Regions from separate parts of the Homo sapiens genome. Here region 2 is linked to region 1. The links are chromatin loops, found by intact Hi-C in ENCODE. Cell type or tissue: mammary epithelial cell. All regions are shown on one strand. Links, peaks and the distances in the headings refer to the core of each region. The heading gives the core; the rest is flanking DNA.

Region 1 (11,898 bases), core at 4,447-9,446:
TTATTCCAATTATTGATGACATAAATAACATTTGCTTAATTTTGAACATCATGTATATGGAATCATATCATATATCTCTTTTGTATCTGGCTTTATTCACTCAACATTATGTTTGTGAAATTCATCCATAATACAGTTTTTGCGACATAGAATTTCACTATATTAACACAACATTTATTTATTCATTCTACCACTGAGGGACACTTGACCTGCTCTCATTTTTGGTGATTACAAATAATGCTTCTATAAACACTGTTATTTGTGCGACTTCTAGTGTACATATAAATGCATTTTGTTGTATGTATATACCAGGAGTGAAACTGCTGGGTTACAGAGTATGTGTGTGTAAACTTTGGTAAAAGCTGAAAATGTTCCAAAGTGGCTGCTTCGATTTTCACTCCCACTAGCAATGCACGAGTGCTTCCATTACTCTGCAGCCTGGAGAATGCTTGTTATTGTTTCCATTTTAGCTTTTCTGGTGGATGAGTAATGATATTTTACTGTGGCTTTCGTTTGCTTATAACCATTTAAATATCATTTATTTTTATATTGCTTTGCCTTTTTATTGATTTGTGTGTATGTGTGTGATATAAATCCTTTGTTAGATGATTTCAAACATAATATCCATTTTATAGTTTATCTTTTCATTCTTTTAATGGATATTTAAAATATAAACAGAAGTCCTTAATTTTAATATTAGTTTATAATCTTGGCCTTTAGGGTTAGTGCTTTTTAAATTCAGCTTAAGGAATCTGTTTTTAACCCTAAGTTCATCAAGATTCTCACTTGTATTAACTCCTAGACATTTTAGTATTTTATATTTAGATCTACATGTGAAATTAATTTTTGTGTTTGTTTTCAGTTGAACATTTAGTTTTTGTCCATGTGGACAAAATTAATTGACTTGGCATCATTTATTGAAAAGCCCATTTTTTTCCGCTTCACTCTAGGGTCATCTATGCCATAAAGTGAGTGACACGTGCATGTTTCTGAACTCCCTGATAATAGTTTGGATATTTGTCCCTTCCAAACCTCATGTTGGAATTTAATTCCCCATGTTGGAAGTGGGGTCCCATAGGAGGTGTTTGGATCATGGGGGTGGATCCCTCATGAACAGCTTGGGGTGGTCCTGTGGTAAAGTGTGAGTTCTTGCACTATTACTTCATGGGAGATCTGGTTTTTTTAAAGGGGGTAGCACCCCTCCCCTTGCTGTCTCTTGTTTCTCTGTCTCCATGGGATCTGTACATTCTCAGTCTCCTTCCCCTCCCACCATGATTGGAAGCTTTCTGAGGGCCTCACCAAAAGTAGGCACTGGTCCCATGCTTCCTGTACAGCCTACAGATCCGTGAGCTAAATAAACGTATTTTCTTTATAAATTACCCAGCCTCAGGTATTCCTTCATAGCGACACAAGATGAACTGAGACACCCTCTTTTCTTTGCATCACTTTGTTATTCTAACCTTGCTTCAATACTACACTCATTTACTGTAGCTTTATAATGATTCTTGATATTTGATAGTGTACATATACTACTTTCTTTTCTCTTCTTCAAGATTGTCTTGGCTACTCTTAGCCCTTGAAAATTCTACACAAGTTTTAGAAGTTTGTCGATTTACTAACACATAGAAACCTGTCAATTGTTAAATAAAGACTGCATTGAACATATAGGTACCTTTGGAAATAATCAACATATTGCTATATGCCTCCATTTATTAAGTCTTCCTCAATTTATTTCAACGATATTTTATAGTTTTCTGTGTAGAAGTCTTACACATCTTTCATTAGGCTATTTCTAATAATTTAATGTGTGTGATGCTATTGTTAATGCCATCGTTGTCTTAATTTTATTTTCTAGTTATTTGCATATAGAAATACAACTGATTTTTGCACATTGACTTTGTATTTAGCAACCTTGATAAATTCGGTTCTTAGTTCTTATATTTTATTTGTAGATGCTTTTAGATTTCTACTTTTCAGTAATGTTAATGTCTGCTAACGATGGTTACATTCCTTTATTTCTTATTGTTGCATTTCTAAAATTTGTATTCCTTCACTTACTGAACCCTGTGATGCAACATTACATAGAAGTCACAATAGGGGACATTCTTGTTTTATTCTCAATTTCAATGGAATGCTTTAAATATTTCACCATTAAGTATAATTTTTGGTGTGGATTATTTGTTAGTTTGATTTTTGCAGATATCCTTTATCAGAATAATGCTTTTCCTTAGGTCAACTCAGCAAGTATTTGTGATTATGCATTATGTCCAGTCTCTGTCTTAAGCAAAATAATAATTTTATAATGAATAAGGCCAGGTGCAGTGGCTCATGCCTGTAATCCCAGCATTTTGGGGGGCTGAGGTGGGTGGATCACTTGAGGCCAGAAATTTGAGAGCAGCCTGGCCAACATGGCAAAACATTGTCTCTACAAAAAATACAAAAATTAACCAGGCATGGTGGCATGCATCTGTAATTTCAGCTACTTGGGAGGCTGAGGCATGAGAATTGCTTGAATCCAGGAGGCAGAGGTTATGGTGAGTCAAGGTTGCACCACTGCACTGCAGACTGGGCAACAGAGCAAGACTGTGTCAGAAGGAGAAGGAGAGGAAGGGGAAGTGGGAGGGGCAGGAGTAGGGGAAGGAGGAGAATTTTATAATGAATAAGACACTGTCCCCACTCTGAGGAATTTATCAGGGTGTAAAATAGACAAATAACAATAGAGATTGACAAAGGGAATCAGAAACACAACTTACTTGTTCAGGGAAGGTAGGGAAGGCTCTGAGAACACAAAGCATGATAGAAGAGGATCAAAGGATGAGAGAAATTATTTTCAAGCTAATAAGAATGACATGCAAGGGCTACTTCCTTAGAAACTATTTTCTGGGTCTTTGTGTATACATGTAGACCTTAGAGATAAAAGATTACCCTAGATTTCTGTACAACATCAAATTTGGATAAATCTAATATTCTCACATATTCCTAAAAGAATTTGTCATTGAAATAATAAAGAATCCTGTGGTAAATATTTTTAGTGAAAATTCCTGAGTTCTATATATTTGAGTTTTCTAAGAATATTATGTGAACCAAAATGCTGAGAAAGAAATTATGTTTTCCATCCCACAAGTCCATTGTTAGCTCTCTTTTCATTTCCTGCCTTATTTGCCAATAATACCACAGAAAATGAGGGGAAAAAATGGTTGTCTTACAACAGATAACACAGCAAGTGGTTTAGAAGTATTTACCTTCTGTAACCATGATATATACCAAGTGCTAAATAAACACTTGTTGATTTGGCTTGGCCTGGTTACAAGTGTAGCCTCCCAAAGAAAATAGTTTAGTCAGAATTATATTACCTTGAGCCAAAGGCTGCTGAAAGACATACAAATCAAAGACCAGGTGCATGGGATCTTTCAGTTTTAATATTCAAAACAGAAAACAAAAATGGTATCTGAGAGTAAGAATAGGTAGCATTTTAGAATTGGTTTCCCAAGAGGAGTCACTAGACTCATACATCATTTTGGTGACTGTTTTAACCAGAATGTCTCAAATAACTTTAGCTTTGCAAATAGATTACAAAGTTCTGTACATGTCTACCTTCTCCAGGAGAATCACAACCCTTCAAGTTCATCTCCAAACATCTAGCTTTATTTTGAAAGCAGAGAATGGAAGAAAAATGGATTCAGACCAGGGGTCACAAAAATTGAGGGGTTTTGGCTTGAAGTCTGGGGGTAAAGTTGGCATCCTATAAATATCACTTTGGGATTTATCATTGTAGGGCCTGCCAGCCAAACTTCTTAGGCCAGCATTTGCATCTCTTTGCCTAAGAGCTTTGTAGGTCAGAGTCCATTCTGCCCCAAGTGTTAAAGTGTTAATGCCCCCAGTTAAAGCACTCAACAATGACTGCTGGGTATCTGTGTATCTCTGTCAGGTGGGAACTCTAAGCAGAGTTCTACACTGGTTCTCAGAGTTCCTCAGTAGGAGTAAGCTTTTTACTCACAGAGGTAATTTGCTGTTTCACTTTCCCAATCGTCTATCTATTCATGTTTTCTGGGATCACCTCCTGGATAAACCATGTGCATGTTCATTTGAATTCTTGCCTCAGGGTCAGCTTCTCAGGCAACCCAAACTAACAGAGGTTGTTTTTGTTTTAAACAAAGACCATCATTACCCATCCCTCCCCACACCTCTTCTATTTAAGAAGATGGTGGCATCATCAAAAAAAAAATCACACACTCTCTGAAGGAGCTCACACATTTTGCAGTGGGGAACTTGAAGCAATTATCTGGACAAGTCAAGTCAAAGCTACTGTCAATGAGAATCGTGGCTTACTGGAGCACATGCATTGGTTTTTGCTTCACTTATTTGCATAATTGCCTAGATTCTCAGCTTAGTGTGTGTAGACCTGATGAAGAACAATTAATGATCTAACATGAGGGGGACCCATTTCTGTGGCTTCTGGCCAAGAGGGAGACATATCACTGTCAAAGACAGCCATCTGGGGAGAATCTCTCAGGGGGAGAATTTTCCCTTTCAATTAGGAGCAAACTAAAAACCATGATGAAAACTGCTTTTTATGAAATCAAGCCATGGAAATTAAACTTTCAGGAAAATAGTTTAAATTTTAGCCTTGGAGCCCTCTCTGTTGTTCCATTGGAGAATTTTCCAGAACGTGTCAGACTTTGCTATAAGCTTCTATAACAGGCTTGCTTTTGACGTTTCAGTGAATTCGGTGAATGTTTGTCTGAAGAAGTAGTGTAGCTTTGGGAAGAAAATTGCGTTTAAATTCCATGTTTATTCCTGCTATAGGGGAATCATTGTAATAAGTGAAACTCTAGTCTTAGGTTTCTGTTCAAATTAGAATATGCAATAAAATTTCAAAAAATTAGTGAATATAAGTTTTAGAACAGTTCCTTAATCTAGTGGTTGAGTACTAGAATACTAACAATGAGACTCAGTGATATTACATGAAGAGTAAAAGATCAACAAATAGCACCAAAAAGAAAATCAGCTTCTCTGTTTCTTGTTTATATTAATTGCTGGATCTCTTTGAAGAGCCAAAAATTGAATTTAAGACCTTTAGTTCTTTTAAGTCTCTCTAACCAAACTTATCAGAAAAAGATAATAACATCTTCACCCATTCGTCACTATTATTCTATTTATATATTTCTAAGATCAATCAGTACAACACTGATGAATGTGGTTTAACTAAAACGGCTCCAATATTATTTTCAATATATTCCCTTAATCTAAAAAAGCTATATTATTTTGGCTGAATTATAGGCAAAATAATATAGCTCACAGCAGAACCTGGTGGCTTCAGATGGTTAACATCAGGAATTTTTTGTTTTGTTCTGTTTCTTTGTTTTCTTTTTTCTTTCTTTCTTTCTTTTTTTTTTTTTTTTTTTTCTGAGACTGAGTCTCACTGTGTCACCCAGGCTGGGGTGCAGTGGCACAATCTTGGCTCACTGCAACTTCTGCCTCCTGGGTTCAAGTGATTCTCCTGCCTTAGCCTCCCGAGTAACTGGGATTACAGGCCTGTGCCACCATGCCTGGCTAATTTTTATATTTTTAGTAGAGACGGGTTTCACCATGTTGGCCAGGCTGGTCTCAAACTCCTGACCTTGTGATCTGCCTGCCTCAGCCTCCTAAAGTGCTGGGATTACAGGCATGAGCTACCACGCCCAGCCCCATTTCATTTGTTAAAGCACAAATCAGAACAATGAGTTAGTGTCTTCTTCCCATATGTGGAAGACTTGCTCAAACAAATCCATGTCGCTGACAAGTCGCAGCTACAAGTTTAGCTTGGGGATGACCAGGGGGAGTTGCCTCACCTGGAGTGAGGTCAGATTCAGAAAATGTTCAGACTGAATGATCCACACTGAGTTTCTTTTTGTTTCTCAATCACTGCATGCCATGTCTTTCCTTGGGGCTTTGTATCCACTTTTCTCGGTGCCTGTAACACTCGGTAGCCCGCCATCCGTCCACCACCCCCACCCACTTACTCTCATGCTGCTAGGATTCATATTTCAGGTGTTAGTTTACATGGGGTTTTCCCAGAGGAGGTTGCTCTTTATGCGCTTTTTGCACTTTTGCTATCTCCATCTTCACTCCACTTCTAATCCTTGGTTGGTTTGTCTGCCCATCTCAGCTCACGACTTATCTGCGTCCTCCCGCCCACGTGTTCTTTGACTATTCCTCCAAATTGGCCTTGGCATAGTCTCCCCTAATCTGTGCCATGGCCGACTTCTTTTTCCATGCCCTTCCATTCATAGCTTCTCCCTTATTCATGCTCCTGGGCTCCTTTCTTTTCTTTATTGCAACATTTCCAAGGTGTTTCCAGGAGCCCTTCTAACTCTGAGATTCAGGAAATCTGGATTTATATACCCACTCTGCATTTATTTATATGTGATCTAGGAAAAATAACTTCTTCTGGCTAGATCTGATCTACCACAAAAGTCCCCAAAATGGACTAAATCAGAAGTCAGCAACCATTTTTTGAAGCAGCCTGATAGTAAATGTTTTAGACTCTGCCGGGGTGGACTCCCATCTGAAGGTTCTGGGGAAGAGCATGTTTCCAGGCACATTTAGGTTGTTGGCAGTATTTAGTTCCTTGTGATATAGAATGGAGGTCTCCATTTCTTGGCTACCATCAGCGGAAGCCGCTCTCAGCTCCAAGAGGCTGTGCTCCAATCCCTCCATTGTCAAAGTCAGCAGCAGTGCATCAAATCCTTCTTGTGAGTCAAATCTTTCTAACTTCCTCTCCTGCCACCAACTGGAGAAAATTGCTAATCTTCCTATCTTCAAGTCAAAGAATTGGTAATGTTAATTACATCCGCAAAATCCCTTTTGTCATGTTAATGTAACAAAATCATGGGAGTAATAGCCAGCATATTTATATTCCTGGAGATTAGAGCAGGAAATCTTGAAGACTTGGGGAAAATATTTTTTTACAATTCTGCCTGCCACACTTAGAGTGGGCTTTGTGCATTGGCCCTTGACTTCAATCTGTTCCCTTAGACCTACAGTTATTGGCGTGGCTCTGACAACACCTTCCTCTTATTTCTGTGGCTGACATCTGTTGATTCACTACATCCCCACTAACCCTGGTGAAAAGATACCTGCCTCCACCTCCCACCTCATTCCCAGCATTCCCTTCAGGCCTCATTTACATAGAACTGGAAAGTGACGTGGGAACTTATTTCTACGTTCACCCTACTCTCCAAGCACCAAATTTTAATCCTAGTGTTTTTGTTTGTTCGTTTGTTTTCTCCCCACACCACCTCCCTGTTTTCAGGATAAGGGAGAATATCTCCCCTTCCATAGCTCTCCCAGGTCCACTCTGAATCTTAGGGGAAATCTATGCCTTCCGGGATTTCTCTACATTACTATGCCCCCTTTCTTTAAGGCTGGCTGATCCTCAAAGTCATCCCAGTTTACTCTTGGCTTCAAAAAATGCTCAGAATAATGAATCACAACAAAAATGAGTTCTCCTTGAGATGAGTCAGCTGAGACAAGAGTGGAAACTCATGAACAGAAAACCAGTCTAACTTGCTTTGCCATTCGTGGTAACTTGGTTTCCGGACATCATTGCTCCTGGAAAGAGAAATGGTGTTTGACAGGAGCCAAGGAGAATCCTTGCTGTCATGACTGAACAGAAAGATGTTTTCACAGAGGCTAAGAAACGGGGGCGGGGTGCAGGTTTGTATTATCTGGGGGTAAAACACTAGGTTCTACTGCACATCAAGCCAGAAGACAAAGCCAGGAAGATGAGAAAACCAAATTAAAATCAGTCAGAAAAGAGAATCTTCAAGGCTGAACATTACCTCCAAGAAAAATGTCCCCAAGTCAGTATCTAAGAAGGTGAATTGAAAGAGGCTTCTATGATCAAATATGAGGGAGGGGGAAATGGGTGGGAAAGAATTAAGCAAGTTTTCTGACTGCAGAATATTTCACTCTTTAAATATTTAATGGGCATCCAGAATGTCCAAAGATGGGATACAGCAGGGTCAGTGAACTTTTTCTGTAAAGGGCCAGATGGTAAATATTTTAGGCTTTGCAGGCCAAATGGTCTTTGTCGCAAGTACTCAACCCTGCCATTGCAGCAGAAAAGCAGCCACAAACAATATATAAATGAAGAGGTGTAGCTGTGTTCCAAGAAGATTTTGTTTACAAAAACAAGCAGGGGGGTAGGATTTGCCAGAATTTGACAGCCTGCAAGGATAGGATATACAACATTAACCACATTTATTGGATCACAGAATCCCTCCATTCATTCATTCATTTGTTATTTTTATGGGACAAAATTAGGAGTTCCACCAGCAAGGCATGACTCTGGTTCACTATTGTTTCATGAAGGCAAACTCGGAGAATATAAGGGAAATAATGGATATATGGGAATATAAGGGAAAATAAGGGAACTCGGAACACAGAAGACTCTCAAACAAAATTTGTTGAATAGAACACATGGAATTAAGTAGTACAACAAAAAAGTCTTTCCAGGAGAATGAAATACACTGATGAGAGTTGATATATTTGAAACAATGATTCAGAACAAGAAGCAACTATGTTTTAGAATAAAATAAAAAGGAGACTAGAAGAGAACTCAGGATGAGGAGAAAGAAGAGGAGGCAAAAAATAAGGAAAGAAATATTATCAAAAGAAGAGGGGGAGGAAAAGGAAGAAGAGAAGGAATAAAGATGAGTTTCCACCCACAAGAAAATGGCTTTCTCTGCCCCTGGCTGTGTATGAGAGCATCGGCATCAGTGTCCTGAAAGGGAAAACCTTTAATGAGGTGCTAAAAAACCCTCCTTGGCATTAATTAACAAGATCACTAGGCTGTCATAATTGCAGAAAGATAAATCATCAAGAGATATTTCTTAACAGAAATGCAGGTCATTACAAAATACTGTTTAAAGTCACATTTACATATAAAAGGATCAAATGGATGTTGTTCCACTTGGCACCCACATCCCCTCCACTCTCCACTGTGCTCCATGCACAGGAATCAGCACACAGCTCCAGGTAAGCCAGGGGCTTTGAAATCTTTACAGAGCATCCTCCCAGAGGGGCTTGATGGATGCAGAGATGTGAGAACTGAAGGAAACCTTTGCAGGCAAAATTTCAGGACTGAAACACAGTGTCTCCGCCTGATTAACTGCCATTTACGTTACTAAATGCCTGAATCCCTCACTTCACTGGGGTCTCCATGAGACCATTGGCCTTGTCTTTTTTTTTGTTTTTTCTGCATTGTGTTCTTAATGTTCAGCCTGTACTAGGACACTCAGTAGATGCATGTTAAAAGCAGTCATCAATTCTTCAGGACTCAGCTAAAAAGCTGCCTCCTTTCAGAAAGTTTCCCACATGTCCCAGTCTGGATGAAGGATCTATATCCTGAGACACTGTGGCATCCTGTGCTCTCTTGTGTGGTGGGACTTAGAGAAGTAAATTGACATGTTTACTGCAGCAATATTTACAATGGCAAAGATATGAAAGCAAGCTAAGTGCCCATCAATGGATGAATGAATAAAGAAAATGGTGCATATACACAATGGCATATTAGCCATAAAAAAGAATGAAATCTTGTCATTTTGCAGCAACATGGATAGAACTGGAGGTCATTATGTTAAGTGAAATAAGCCAGGCAAGGAAGGACAAATATCACATGTTCTCACGCTTATGTGGGAGCTAAAAAAAAAAAAAATCTCATAGAGGTAGAGAGTAGAATGGTGGTTATCAGAGACTGGGAAAGGAAGAGGGGAAAGAGGATGAAGAGCAGTTGGTTAAAGAGTACAAAAATACACTGAGAAGAAATAAATTCTAGTATTTGATGGTACAGTAGGAAAATTATAGTTAACAATAATTTATTGTCTGTTTTAAAAAACCTAGAAGGTATTTGTAGTGCTCTCAACACACACACACACACACACACACACACACACACACACGCACACAAAGATAAACATTTGAGGTAATGGATATCCCAGTTACCCTGATTTGATTATTATGCATTGTATTCAGGTATCAAAACATTATCACATGTACTCCCAAATAATATACAACTATTATATAACAATAAAAAATAAATAAAAATAAGTCATGTTGCTAATACATACCTTTGAAGTGAATGGATGTTATGGAAATGACTATGTCTGTATTCTTCCTTCCAAAAACCCACAACCCCAGTCCAATCATGAGAAAATCACCTGCCAAAACCACACTTGAGGGCCATTCTACAAAATAGCCGATGATTTCTCCTTAAGACTCTCGAAGTCATCACAAACAAAGTCAGAGAAGCTGTCACAGCCAACAGGAGCTGAAGGAGACAATGATGACTAAATGTAATGTGAGATCCTAGGTGGGAAAAGGATACTAAGAACTAAGAAAATCCAAGGAAAGTGGAGAGATCAGTGAATCATAATGTATCAATATTGATTCATCAGTTGTGACAAAGGGCCCACATTAATGCAAAATGTTAAAAACGGAAAATGAGTGCAAGGTATAGAGACGATCTGTAGTTTCCTTGCAACTTTTTCATAAATCTAAAACTACTGTAAAATAAAATGTTTAAGAAAACAAAATTGTGAACGAATAATAACAGAAAAACAAGGCCCCCATCAACACACTGGGGAGGGCTACCATTGTTTATGGTGAGAAAGGTGCCCCTTGGAGTTACGCAAACAGGCCTGGCTCATGCTGCACCACCCACACCTCTTTAACTCTAGGCCGGCTCTAAGTGAGGACCCTGGGTATGGCGCCCACTGCATCCCTCACCAATCTTTCCCAGGTATCTTTTCTGTCCCATTGATAGTAGCATTTCTATTATGGCCATTGTTGCTTGATGCTTTCCGATGGAAGCAGAGGCTCCCCAACTTTGAAGTGCTAAGAACCACCTGGGGGTTCTTGTTAGAATGAAGGTTCCTGGGTTCCCTCCAGAGATTTTGAGTCAATCTGTCTAAGGTGAGTCTAATTCATCTTTATTTTTAACAGACCTTGGAGGTGATTCTGGTTCACACATTCTGATCAACCCTGATGTAAAAGGCTAAGCCCATTATGAAGTATCATTCTTTCACTTTTGTTTCCACATTTAGCACTGTGATGCTAGGTACCATGTGCTTGGCAGAGAGTTGACACTCAATAAATATTTGATGAAAAAATGAATGTGTGCATGCATGAACTGTCAAGCTCAACCTCCTAATTTTTGTTCTATTCAAGAACTCTGACATTGGGTGTCATGCTTAGGGATCCGTCACTGTTAGGGAGCTGCAAACCATAGGGAATTAGACCAACAAACAATGCCCACCAACACCCAAGACCCTCCTGTGTGCAGATTGTGACTGAGAGCCAACATGGTGGGAAAGATTTTCTTTTCAAACGTGAGAGGGCTTCCTGCCATATGTTCTGAACCTCAGGTCATTTTGCGATTTCTTCTTTTTCTATTTTGCAGGCTCAATTAGGTGGGTTGGTTTTCTGAATCAGCAGCTCAGTCATTAGTTTGGTTGCAATTGCAGGTAGAAAACTGGAGGCACTTTTTCCCCCACAGGCAGAAAGGTGCATCTGCCATTAACTAATTGCAGGCTGACACACACCTGTTGTAGAGGCTAGACGCACGCAGACACACACCTTGATATCCAAAATGCAGTCTCTGACCTGCATGGCAGGAAAGACACAGAGGATTTACGCTCTGAAGAGGTGAGGTGTTTGGGCAGAGAAAACCTCCTCTTTCTATGGGGACTCATTCAGAGGTCATCCTTTGCGTGCCCTCAGGAGCAGAAGGACACATGGGAAGGTGGAACATTCTCTGTTCCCAGAATTCTTTTAGAATGGCCGTCATTGTTTAAGTTAGAATATTGCCGGTTAATTGTTGGCTCCCAAAGAAAAATTATGAGCAGGGGAACGGTT
Region 2 (11,898 bases), core at 2,339-7,338, 54 kb after region 1:
CTGGACCTGCTCATACCATCCTCTTCTCCTTCCTATCACTCCAGGGCCACATTGTGAAATTATGTATTTAGTCTTTTAGTTTTCTGATTAAAGCCATTCTGCCTCTATTTGTTTCTGATTGCTACGTAACAAGGTATCACAAACTTAGTGGCTTAAAATAACACAAGTTTATTTTCCTACAGTTGTGGAAGTGAAGAGTCTGAAATGGACCCATAGGACTGTATTTCTTCTGGAGGCTCTAGGGGAGAATCTGTTTGCTTACATTTCCCAGCTTCTGGAGGCCACCTGAATTATTTGGCTTGCAGCCCCTTCCCCATAGCCAAAGCCTCCTGACCTTTCTGCCCACCTCTTTTGTCAAAGACCCTTGTGATTGATTGTATCCACCTGCATAATCCAGGTTAAGCTCCTCATCTCAAAGTTCTTCATATCTGAAAATTTTTTTTTGTCATGTAAGAAAATACAAGTTCTGGGGATTAGGATTTGGACACTTTGAGGGATCAAACCACACTTCCCAACTTCATTATAAATTTTGCAAGAGCAAGGTCTAACTACCATTGCCAAGTACGGTATCTGGAACATTGTGTGTGTGTGTGTGTGTGTGTGTAAGTGTAAATATGTTCAATAAATGAACAAACAAACAACGTAATCTCTTTATCAGAAAGAAAGCACCTTGCAGAAGAAACCACATACCCACAGCTTACTAAGCAACTATGTAGCCCATATATTTTTGGACACTACGATTACCACTCCTCTTATACCAACTATAAAGAGAGGGAGAACTACAGCCCCTAATTAGCCTGTCCTCTTTGTAAGGTTTGTGAATGCGTCTGTCTGGGCTCTGGCCTGCCTTCTCTTTCCTTCCACCAGGCTTGTTCAGCATCACTGTTGCCAGTCCTTGATTGATAACTCACACATTGAATTGATCATATCCTTGAATTAGAAGGCAGATGTCACATGAACAGGAATCCAGGCAAATCAAGGCAAACCCCTTGGAAGTGGCCACAGTATTTGGTCTGACCCCATGGCAGCACTTTCAAAAAGTTGTTTATTTTTTTCTCTGAGGATGTTGGGTGGAACAGCAGAGATTAATAGGTTTCCACAAGCCACAGTGGCCATTTTTCAGATCATGGGTTCATATACATCGAAACATACATACACACACACACGCATATTTATGTATAATCTTTTTTAAGGCATACAACAAAAATCTCATGTTGAGAGCTGTTCACCCATCAGTAAATTTCAATATATATATTCATAAATCGTGCATCATTCAAGAATGCTTTGGAGCTGAGTGGGTATTAAAGTCACCAAATCCAATTCCCTGATGTCTCTAGCCCCTTCTATTCTCACTGAGGAATCTGGGGTCCAGAGCATGGAATTTGTCACAGGCCTACCCATGTGCTGGTGGCAGGGAAAATAATTTGATTCCCTAGGTCTGTGCTTTTTCAATAGCCACAGTTTCTAGAAATGATTCCTAGAATTTTGTTCCTTAGGTTTCTCATATTCTGATCTTGTTGTGAATTTGGATTTAGAGTCTAACAAACAAATCTAGATGAAAAGCTTGGTCCTACTCACTTCCAGTGCTTTTGGCACTGACCAAGTTAACTTCTCTGACCACTTTTTCTTCATGTGTAAAAGAAAAGAGAGGCGGCCGGGCATGGTGGCTCCTAGCACTGTAATCCTAGTACTTTGAGAGGCCAACGCTGGTGGATCACTTGAGGTTAGCAGTTCAAGAGCAGCCTGGCCAACATGGTGAAACCCCATGTCTATTAAAAATACGAAAATTAGCTGGGCGTGGTGGCGCGTGCCTGTAGTCCCAGCTACTCAGGAGGCTGAGGCAGGAGAATCGCTTGAACCCGGGAGGCGGAGGTTGTAGTGAGCTCAGATGATGCCACTGCACTCCAGGCTGGGCGACAGAGAGTGAGACCTGGAGAGGGGAGGGGAAGGGGAGGGAAGGAAGAAAAAAAAAGGGAAAACAGAGGGAGAGAATATTAGCTTTCTCATGTGCTTGTTGCAAGGATTAAATGAGACAATGCTTGCAGAATCACATTTTACTGTATTTATTGACAGAGCATTCTGTCTCCCTCCTCTCCTTCCTTCCCCTTTGTGTCTGCCTCTTTGGAGACCTGTTCTTCTCTCTGCAGTATGTCAGTTCATCGCCACGCAATATATATCAAGGACTACCATGAGTCAGAGACTCTGCCAGCACTGGGCAAAGAAGGAAGAAGGCCTTGTCTGGGACATCATGGTGCTTAAAGTCTAGAGAAGTGTCCAGAGAAGTCAACAAGTGGGAAGGTATGGTGGGTCAGGGTGATTCAGGAGGCACAGCTGGGCCATAGGAGAGAGAACCCGGCCTAACTTAGGCACCAGAAAGCATCTAGTAATAAAAGTGATATCTGTGCTGACACCTATGGAACATGCAAGTATTAGCATAGGAGACCAGGACAGTGTTCCCAGCAATGGGACAGGTATGAGTGAAAACCAAGAGGTGAATGGCACAGACCACGGAAGGGTGGAGAGAGAGGTTTAATTGTGACTGGATCTTGAGTTATGGTGTGGGGCTAAAAGGCAAGACTCAGAGTGGGCAGGGGAGAATGCAGCAGGATTGAGAGACCAGGCCTAGGGTAGGGAAGGAAAAGAGATCCATATCCCCTGAGGTCGGTCCATTCCTGCACCTGACACTGAGCTGGGCCTTGAGGATGTAGCAGGGGAGGAAACAGAGCAGCTCCCTGATTCCATGGCCTTCCAGTCTCTCAGGGAGCAAAGCAAGAGGCATGGCTAGCATATATGAGGAACTCCAAGCATAGGAGTTACCAGGGAATCAAGTGTGGGGCTCTGGATCACAGACCACAGGAGAGACAGAGATTTCCAGTAGAGCCCAGCTCCTCAGGCTGCCCTGGAACTTTACAGTGGTCCATGGTATATGGCCTCCCTGGGCTCTTACATCAGGGCTCACAGAGTCAGGAATGTGGGCTTTTCAATAAAAGTGCAGGCAAAGGGCCCACAGGGAGCCCTGGCTCAAATGAGCTTTTATATTTTTATGTGGAACATAATCACGTTTAGCCATGATCGAGGCTGCCCGTTACTGCTATTAGAGCGTTTATGGTTCTAAGGGGGATATGAGACTTTGACAGTACGTGCTTGCAACTAAAAGCAACGGGGTGTGCTGAGGCTAGAAGCCACCTTGAAATGCCAGGAACACAGAACTTAGGCTGATGTGCATTGCCTTTGAAAGCTGGACTGACAGGGCTCGGTGTTCACAGGTTCCAGAGAGGGTCCTCTCAGGAGGGACAGTGGGGTCATAAAAGTAATAACCACCCAATATATGTAGGTTCTTTGCATGCTTTATTTATCATCTTCAGGATCCCTAAAGGTCTTTCCCATTCATTAGGCCTGTTTTCCATGTGTTGAAACCCAGGCTCAGAGAGCTTAGTGGTTTCTCCCAGAGGACATAGTCAGCAAGTGTGTTAGTTTCTTGTGCCTGCCATAACAAATCACCACAAACCGGGTGGCTTAAAGCAATAGAAACTTACTCTTTCTCATTTCTCAGAGGCCAGAAGTCTCAAATTAAGGTGTGGGCAGCGTTGGTTCCTTCTGGGACCCTAAAGAAGAAATTGTCCCTTAGCTCCTATGGCTGCTGGCACTCCTCCGCGTTCCCTTGGCTTGCAGGTGCGTCACCCTATCTGCTCCTCCCTCCTCACGTGGCTTCTCTCTGCGTCCCTGTATCTTCTGTATCTTCTCTTCTTCTTTTAAGGATGCCAGCCATAGAATTTGGGCCCACCTTCATGTGGGATAATTTCATCTTGAGATTCTTAGCTGAGATTCTTAACTGACTGCCTACAAAGGCCCTCTTTCCAAACAAGCTTACCTTCTGGGATTCTAGGTAAACATGAATTTGGGGAGGACACTATTCAACCATGACAGTAAGTAATGGAGACAGGGACTGAGCCAGGCCTGTCTTGGTGCAGCCACCCACACACAGCACACATGGTTGGATGATGCTTCATTTGCTCACAGCCCCTCTGCTTCCCTGTGCTCCAGAGCCCCCCCACAGCTTTGTCTTACTTCCTCACTGCAAGCTGGCTCCAAACCACTTCTCTCTAGCACAGACCAGGTCTCTGCAGAACTCTCCTTAGCCAGGGACATAGCCCTGAAAGAGTCACAAAGCCACCAGAAACCCTATAGGGAAACACCATGGTACAGAAAAGAAGCGAACCCTACTGCTCTTGGAATGTGACTCAACACTGAGTCTTAGCTCTGCTTCTCATAAGCTAGTGACTTTGGGTAAGTTCCCTCACCTCTCTGAGCCTCATTTTCCCTATCTGTAAATTGGGTACAACATCCATTAGGTGTGCTTTTTGGAAATAAGTAGGTTAAAGAGCACACAGCTTCTGAAGGTTCCTGGCAAAGAGTAGGTGCTCATCAGATGTTTGCTGCATTTGAATCTATTTGCTTCTCTCAGTGACAGAGGGGGAAAGTGTGACCCCTAAAAAGAGAAAGGTTATTTGGGCTCCGTCAAGTACAAGATAATATATGGGAGTAGCTGTAGATATAAATGTACATGTATCAGGCACAAGCATACATATATACACATGCATATACCCCAAATGTGTTGAATCATTGTTCTGTGGAAATATCTATGCCCCATTTATCGACCCATCCATCCATCTCTTCAGTTGAGAGCCTATGCTATGTATCAGATCCCGTGTAAATGCTGCACTTACTTATAGTAAGTAAGTGCATTTAATCTTCACACCTAACCTTGAGGTCTCTAGTTTCATATCCTATTGTACTGACAAATAAACATAACTTCCCCAAGTTGACTCACCCAGAAAGTGTCTGGGGAGCAGACAGCATGTGCAGTTACCTCTTCCTGGCTGGGTCAGGAAAAAGTTGAGGGAAAAGGTGGCATCTGAGTGGTGCCTTGGAAAGGCAGCAGCCACACAGCTCATGAATCATCTGTGGCTCACTATGCGGTGGAGGGAACATGGGAAACAGAGCCAGATAAATTCAAGTTTGTGCTCTGGCTCTGCTGCCGGCTGGCTCTGTGACGTTGAGGTACTGACTATATCTTTCTGTGCCTTTATTTATTTTGCATATGTTAAAAGTGGATGAGGCAGGATATGGTGGTTCACACCTATATTCCCAGGGTTGGAGGATTGCTTGAGGCCAGGCTGGGCAATGTGGCAAGACCCCATCTCTACAAATTTTTTTTAAGTTAGCGGTTGGGGGGTGGGCGTGCATGGTGGTACATACCTGTAGTCCTTGCTACCGGGGGAGGCTGAGGCTGGAAGATCACTGGAGTCCAGCAGTTTGAGGCTGCAGTGAGCTATGATCACACCACTGCAGTCCAGCCTGGATGACCAAATAAGATCCTGTCTCAACAAAAAGTGGGGTGATAAGAGAACTCATGAGATAAATGTAGGTAAAAGGTATAAGGATAGAAAACTGTTTGGCAGGACCAGTTAAAGCAGAACGTGATGCACGGGTGTATAACAGAAATGCACATGCGTGTGCATGTGCATGCACATGTGTGTATGAAGAGACATGCAAAGAATGTCCATTGCAGCACTATCCATAACAACTCCAGATGGAACTAACCCAAATGTTTACCTATAGTGAATATGATACGCTATGCTATATTCACATGATGGAATACTTTAGAGCAAAAACAATGAACAAAGTACAACTACCAGCAACAATATAAGTGGATCTCGCCTATATAATGTTCATCAAAAGAAGCCAGTATGTACTGTATGATTCCAATTACATAAAATTAAAACACAGGCAAAAACTAATATATGGGGTTAGAATTGGGGTTAGTGGGCTGGACACAGTGGCTCACGCCTATAATCCCAGCACCTTGGGAGGCTGAGATGGGTGGATCCCTGGAGGTCGGGAGTTTGAGACCAGCCTGGCCAACATGGTGAAAAAATACAAAAATTAGCTGGGCATGGTGGCACGTGCCTGTAATCCTAGCTACTCAGGAGGCTGAGGCAGGAGAATCACTTGAACCCAGGAAGTGGAGGTGGCAGTGAGCTGAGTTCATCCAGCCTGGGTGACAGAGTAAGACTCTGTCTAAAAAGAACTGGGGTCAGTGGTTTCCTTGGTAGGGGTGAGAGTGAGGGTGGAAGATGGTGAGAGGATGTACCTGGGGCATTGGCCACATTTTCTTTCTTGACCTGGGCACTGCTCCCAAGGAGTTATGTCTGCGAAACTCCTCGACCTGTAGAATTATGTCCTGTGAAATTTATATACATATATACATGTAAAATATTTTAATAAAAGTTTTTTACTCCTATGGCACAGCAGCTGGCTTCTAGAACATTTTCAGCAAGTGCAAGTTTTCTTTTCTTGAATGATTGAATCATCTTGAATGACTGAATCACAATCTCTCCAAGAAAAGAACCCTCCATCTGCATATGATGTTCTCAGTGACATCAAGCCACTGGGGCACTCACAATATGGGGAAAGGAGCCATGCAAAGGGCCAGGAAGGCACAGGAGAAAGGTCAGAACGTTGGAAAAGAAGAAGGGAGGCAGGCAGGGGGTCTTTCTCCTATCAGTTTAAGTATCTGTGAGTTCCCGGAGCAGAGATTCCCTGATGAATATAAAAGTAGGCATCTATTTATTAATGGTGCCATCTATTTTTTTTTTCCCAAAGTTTTGAAAATCAACCTGGACTCTCAGCAGTATCATCCAAATCTCTGCAGATCAAGCCATTGCCCACCTGGCCAGCTTCCCCTCTGCAGCCTTTTTTTCTCACCCCCAGATAACCAGTCACACTGACCTTTGCCTGGCTTCCATATCTCCAGTTCTCAGCTTAAATAACAACCCTGCCTAAAATCCCAGCCCTTTGGGAGGGCAAAGAAGGTGGATCACCTGAGGTCATGAGTTTGAGACCAGCCTGGCCAACATGGTGAAACCCCATCTCTACTAAAAATACCAAAATTAGCTGGGTGTGGTGGCACGTGCCTGTAATCCCAGCTACTTGGGAGGCTGAGGCAGGAGAATCACTGGAACCTGGGAGGTGGAGGTTGCAGTGAGCCCAGATCGCACCATTGCACTCCAGCCTGGGAGACAAGAGCAAAACTCCCTCTCAAAACAAACAAAACCCTCAGGCCACATTAACTTCCTCCTCCTAAAGGACTCTTTTTCATACATCTGTGTTCTTTTGTCACTTTGGAATTGTCTCAGATTTTAATTCATTAACACTCATTTGTCTCTTTGCTTGTTTATTTTCTGTTTCCTCTTCTCCCATGTTCATGTCCACCATTAAGTGCATCATTGCCCCTCTCCAGTGAAAGCCAGCAAGCAACCTTCACACAGCAGCCTCATAAAAGACAGTCCTTGAATACATGGAATCAAAGGCATCTTAAGTTTGTTCATAGAAACAATAGATTTTCTCCTCCCTTAAATGTTTAAACAGCAAGAGTATTTTCACACAGGTAATTCCAGATTATACAGATCCTCAAAATCCTAAGTTATTGTAGAAGGGTGTTTGCAATACAGGGGTTAGAAACTATAACGCAGGAACCAGAAAAGATGTGAATGAATGACAGAGGGCCAGATATCACAATAGGGAGTGGTGGGGACAGCAGCAAACTGAAAGCCAGTACATGACCAAGCAAAATTCAGCAACTGCCTGTCAGTTCTGTCCAGCTGCTCCCATTTTGGAGTGCAGATGTCTTGTTGCCAGATCCCTCAGTTTTCTAAGAGAGGACATCAAAACCCCACATTTTTAATGTCAACTCTACCAGTGTTTGAATACTGGTAATGCATTTAGCATTTCTTAACAGGTGTCTACCCAGTGTACAGCAAACTATTTCTGTAGGCTGCCCGCAGTTGACATCCTCCATTCTGACCCTCGCCAAGCATTTCAGAAAAGGTAGACAGGCCTGCAGAGAAAGCAGATGGCTCATCGCACATCACACAGTGAGTATGTGGCAAGGTGCGGTCTGGAACGCAGGCTCGGAGCTCAATGCAGTTTCCACTTCACCCACAATGAGAAACACCTCTGTGCACACATTTGACTTAATTGAGATAAATCAGCCATCATAAAATTAAATTATGTCTCAAATTAAACATACTATATGGAAAAGGTCCTATGTGCATCTCTTTATTGGCATTACATGAAAGCCCATAGCTCACTTGTAAGAGCCCATCACAACAATCTTAGGGAAGAGGAAGAAGGCTGTTTCCACATTTGACATTAATTTCCAGCCAACCTGGAGTCAGGGTGTCCCTACAAGGTGCCGTGTTGGAAAATGCTCCATTGTGAGACCTGAGCCCTCGCTGCTTGCAGCAGCCCCTTTTTAATTCTGTCTCAGCAGCTCGGGCCTAACCCTGTTATAGAAAAAGTAATCGTAAATCTGCATGAAGTTTCTGATGATTAGTTTTGCTTGGAATTGGGCCAAAGAGTCAGACTTTTGCCAATTGCATATGTACATGTAAGTTCTTTCAAGAAAGAATTTGTTAATCCTTCCCACTAGGCTGAGGGTAAGGAGTTGAGGGGCCTCAAGGAGGAGACACTCTCCCTGACTTTACTTTATGCTGAAAGGTTGTGCAGCCACCTTAGTAAATGCTCTAATGACAATATTGTCTCACTTTATCCTCACTGTGGCGCAGACGGACACAGATTATAAATTTTTTAGACAGACGAGGAAGCTGAGACTAATTTTTGGTAACTCGCCTAAGTGTACACAACTAGAAAGATGTTACACTTGAGTCTGGCCCTCTCCTCTCTGATTGCAAAGCCCCTGTTGCACAGACACGCAGCTAACATGTACACATTATTCTATATCAAATGATGCCAACTACTACATTTTACCAATTAGGCAGCAGTGAATGATCCATGCTGCTGATTATCATCTACCTGGCTTCCTTCCCCCTTCTTCTTAAAACTCTGATAATGTGCAGGGCATGATAGCAGTTGACTTAAAGAGGAGAATGAAAGAAATTAGAAAAGAGAAAAACCAGCCAATGGTAAAGTGGTTCCTATGCTATTTAAAATAATATTAAATAAAGAATAAAAGAATGTAAAAAGAAAAAAAAGCAGTGCAAGAGCTCCGAATTACAGGTATAAGGATTATTTTAAATTTCATTTAATTAACCAGTGCTCCATTTTGACAATGAACAGTGGGTTTTTGATGGGTTACAATGACTTTAGAAGTTAGAAGATAATAAGAAAGCAGTATGCTGAGGTCGACAGTCAAGGGCTTGGGTTTCAGGCAATCAGGGCTTATACCTATTCTCACCCCTCTCTACATTCCTGTCATTTGACACATTACCTCATCTCAACCTGTGTACGCAGAATAACGACGGCATTCCCTGGTAATAGATTAAATTTCCAATCTAGTCAGAAGCAGGAAAACAGAGGCCTCCAGAAGGGAATTCCCACAGGCTTTAAATTGACCTCCTATTTACACCCACACCCATGTACCCCACCTTCTTCTTGTTAGTAGGACTTGGAACCATAGCTACCTGATTCTGAAGTCCCCTAGGGTATGGGAATTGGAATTTTAAGATGTTACTGTATTCGCATTGTGGATTTTGTTATTGCAAATGTGAAAGAACTTGCCATTCCAAAGTTGAGATAGCTTGATTTTCAGGCATTTTTTTCAGGCATTTGAGTTCTCTCCTGATGGCTGTGGGACCACTAGGCAGGAATCACTTACAAGTTGTGGACATCTGTGAGAACACACACACACACACACACACATACACACACACGTGTGCTGGAAATTCTAGCAGGGAAGATGCAACAATTCCACCCTTGTTGCAAGGCATCTCTGGCCTAAGTTCATTTGGGTAACAATGTGGAATTGAGAATCAGGCAGACTTGGTTCCAAGTCACTCACCAGAGGAAGCCAGAGTGTGTGGGTGCAGATGCAGGAGGGAAGGTAGAGTGAAAGCACATGGACGTCCTCTTCTGATGGTTTCTATTTTACCACTCAGTGCTACAATAGGAAACTGATTTCTTACCAGGGGAGAGGATGGGGGCAAAGAGAGGAGACTGAGTTTAAAGAACAGAATGATTCATCTTTTTAAGCTATTGTATTCCCACCAGATGAAGGACAGAAAAGCAACTGTCATTGAGCAGGTTTAGGTCATCACATATTTGGAGAGTTTTAAGAATCCTTTAGAGACCATCTTTCTTCATTTTACAAACAGAAAACCAAGTTCTGAAGAGAGATTAAATGCTCCCTCTCTTCTTGGAACAGATTAAGGCAGTGGTTCTCAACTGGGGGCTATTTTGCCCCCTATCACAACCCCTGCTCATCTCTACAGGATACTTGACAATATTTGGAAATGTTTGTTGTCACAATTGGGGAAGGGGAGAGGGAGAGGTATTGCAACCAGTATGTGTTGACTGGAACCAAGGATGCTGCTAAACATTGTATAATGCATGAGATAGCCCCCACCACAAAGAACAATCTAGCCCAAAGTGTGTCAAGAGTGCATAGGTTAGAATACCCTGAATCAAACTGACATTTAACTTGTACAAAGCCATATTACACTCTCTAAACAGCCTGGGCATTTGGTCAACCAAAAATCTTTGAATACTCCCTCTCTCCAATTGTTTGTGACCCCATAGTCCTTAAATAATTGTCTTCTCTGGAGCTTACCACGTGTCCTTAGAGTTCTTGATTCCTATCTTCTAGAGTTAACAACCAATGTTTGGAAACATTTAGGTGTAATAACTGTCAGATAGAGGTGCATGGCTGAATCAGGAAATAATAAAAGTTACATTTTCAACTAAGAGAGACCCTGAAATAAAAGCTAATAGAAAAACTGAATCTTCAAGGGTGTGTTATGAGTTTAAATGAACTACGAGCTAAAATAAACTAGCTTGATCTCCCAACACAAATGGCAATTGTGGGTTGAATTTAGTTTAGGTATGCTGCAGTTGTAGGTAAACACACTGAATGCTAATGGTTTTATAATAGTCTTATTAATTCACCCTTCGTAGTTAATGTTTAAGATAAACTCTGTGTCTTTAGAGTAATTTATGCATTCCACTTTTAGAGAATTCCAATTGAATGAATATGAACCTAATCATTTTACACAAATGTTCTCCAAGGAGGGAGAGGAAAGTATGAACCGGGCAAAGACTCCCCACTGCTTTATTCATAATGGATCAGCCAATTCATTCCTTATTAATTTAATGGAGTACAAGTAAGCAGCGTAACAGCTTGAGTTTAGGAGTGTTTCACAAATGGGGCTTTTTGTCTGTAATCACTTAATCCTGCAGGCTAGGCCTCATAAATTGAATAAAAGAGGGAACTGGGTTTTAATTAAGTCCAAAGAATGAGGCTGCATCAAAAACACAAGCACCACTGACAAACACAGGGGTGAAGTGTGTTTGGTTAATATCCCATGCTAAGAGCATCCTGGCCCTGGGAGCCCTGACGGGAACCTTTTGATGTCGGGCTGGAGGGGAAATCCTTTCCTCATCATGGGCTTGCATCCTGAAGGGCAGTGAGAAGAAAGCCCATGTCTCTGAGCTCTTGCCAGCCCAGGCCTCCCCACAAAGCTGATGCTCAAGCAAAAAAGGCATTCCTGCCCCTGGTTTTGCATCTGTCCACATCTGGCTGGGAAACAGACTTTTTGACCAGGAGCCCAGTCCAGAGAAAAGGTGAATAATCCTTTCCCAGGATCTTGTGTGCCCTATTGGAAAGAATCTGGACTTCTAAGCCAGACAGACTCAGATTCAAATCTCAACTGCACAATATAATAGCTACAGGTCCATGAATAGGATGGAGATAATGCTTTGCTGGGTTACTACTAAGATAAAGTGAGTTTATGTGGTCAGGCACTGTGCAAAATGAGTGACTCATTGAGGATGTTCAATGAAACGCAGTTAGCATCATGGTGATCATCTCCTACCTAAAGT

What was found. A loop is a pair of places that touch in the nucleus more often than their neighbours do. Peaks named below come from ENCODE experiments on the same cell type or tissue, not always from the same donor. Only the 100,000 strongest peaks of a DNase experiment are listed, where the experiment ranks them.
Region 2: a loop joins it to region 1, with 2.3 times the contacts of the local background. A loop is called at or near these places in 1 of 110 quality-filtered maps.

Annotation. Positions count from the first base shown.
Region 1 is chr16:80,097,818-80,109,715 of GRCh38, forward strand. All of the region lies in intron 2 of LOC105371357 (a long non-coding RNA gene), which reads left to right. It overlaps LOC105371358 (a long non-coding RNA gene), which reads right to left and starts at 11,758. Exons shown (of 4, transcript XR_933777.4): 1 at 11,620-11,758; 2 at 10,113-10,312. In mammary epithelial cell, for the core only: no CTCF peak of the experiment used is centred there; DNase peaks (open chromatin) are centred at 5,834 and 7,534; H3K27ac peaks cover 3,081 bases.
Region 2 is chr16:80,154,078-80,165,975 of GRCh38, forward strand. It overlaps DYNLRB2-AS1 (DYNLRB2 antisense RNA 1), which reads right to left. Exons shown (of 6, transcript NR_120307.1): 3 at 6,155-6,229; 4 at 5,260-5,378; 5 at 3,537-3,605; 6 at 1,881-1,930. It overlaps LOC105371357 (a long non-coding RNA gene), which reads left to right. Exons shown (of 3, transcript XR_001752272.2): 3 at 2,148-2,212. Among named protein-coding and RNA genes, the nearest start is that of LINC01228, 330 kb to the left of the region's middle. In mammary epithelial cell, for the core only: no CTCF peak of the experiment used is centred there; a DNase peak (open chromatin) is centred at 4,904.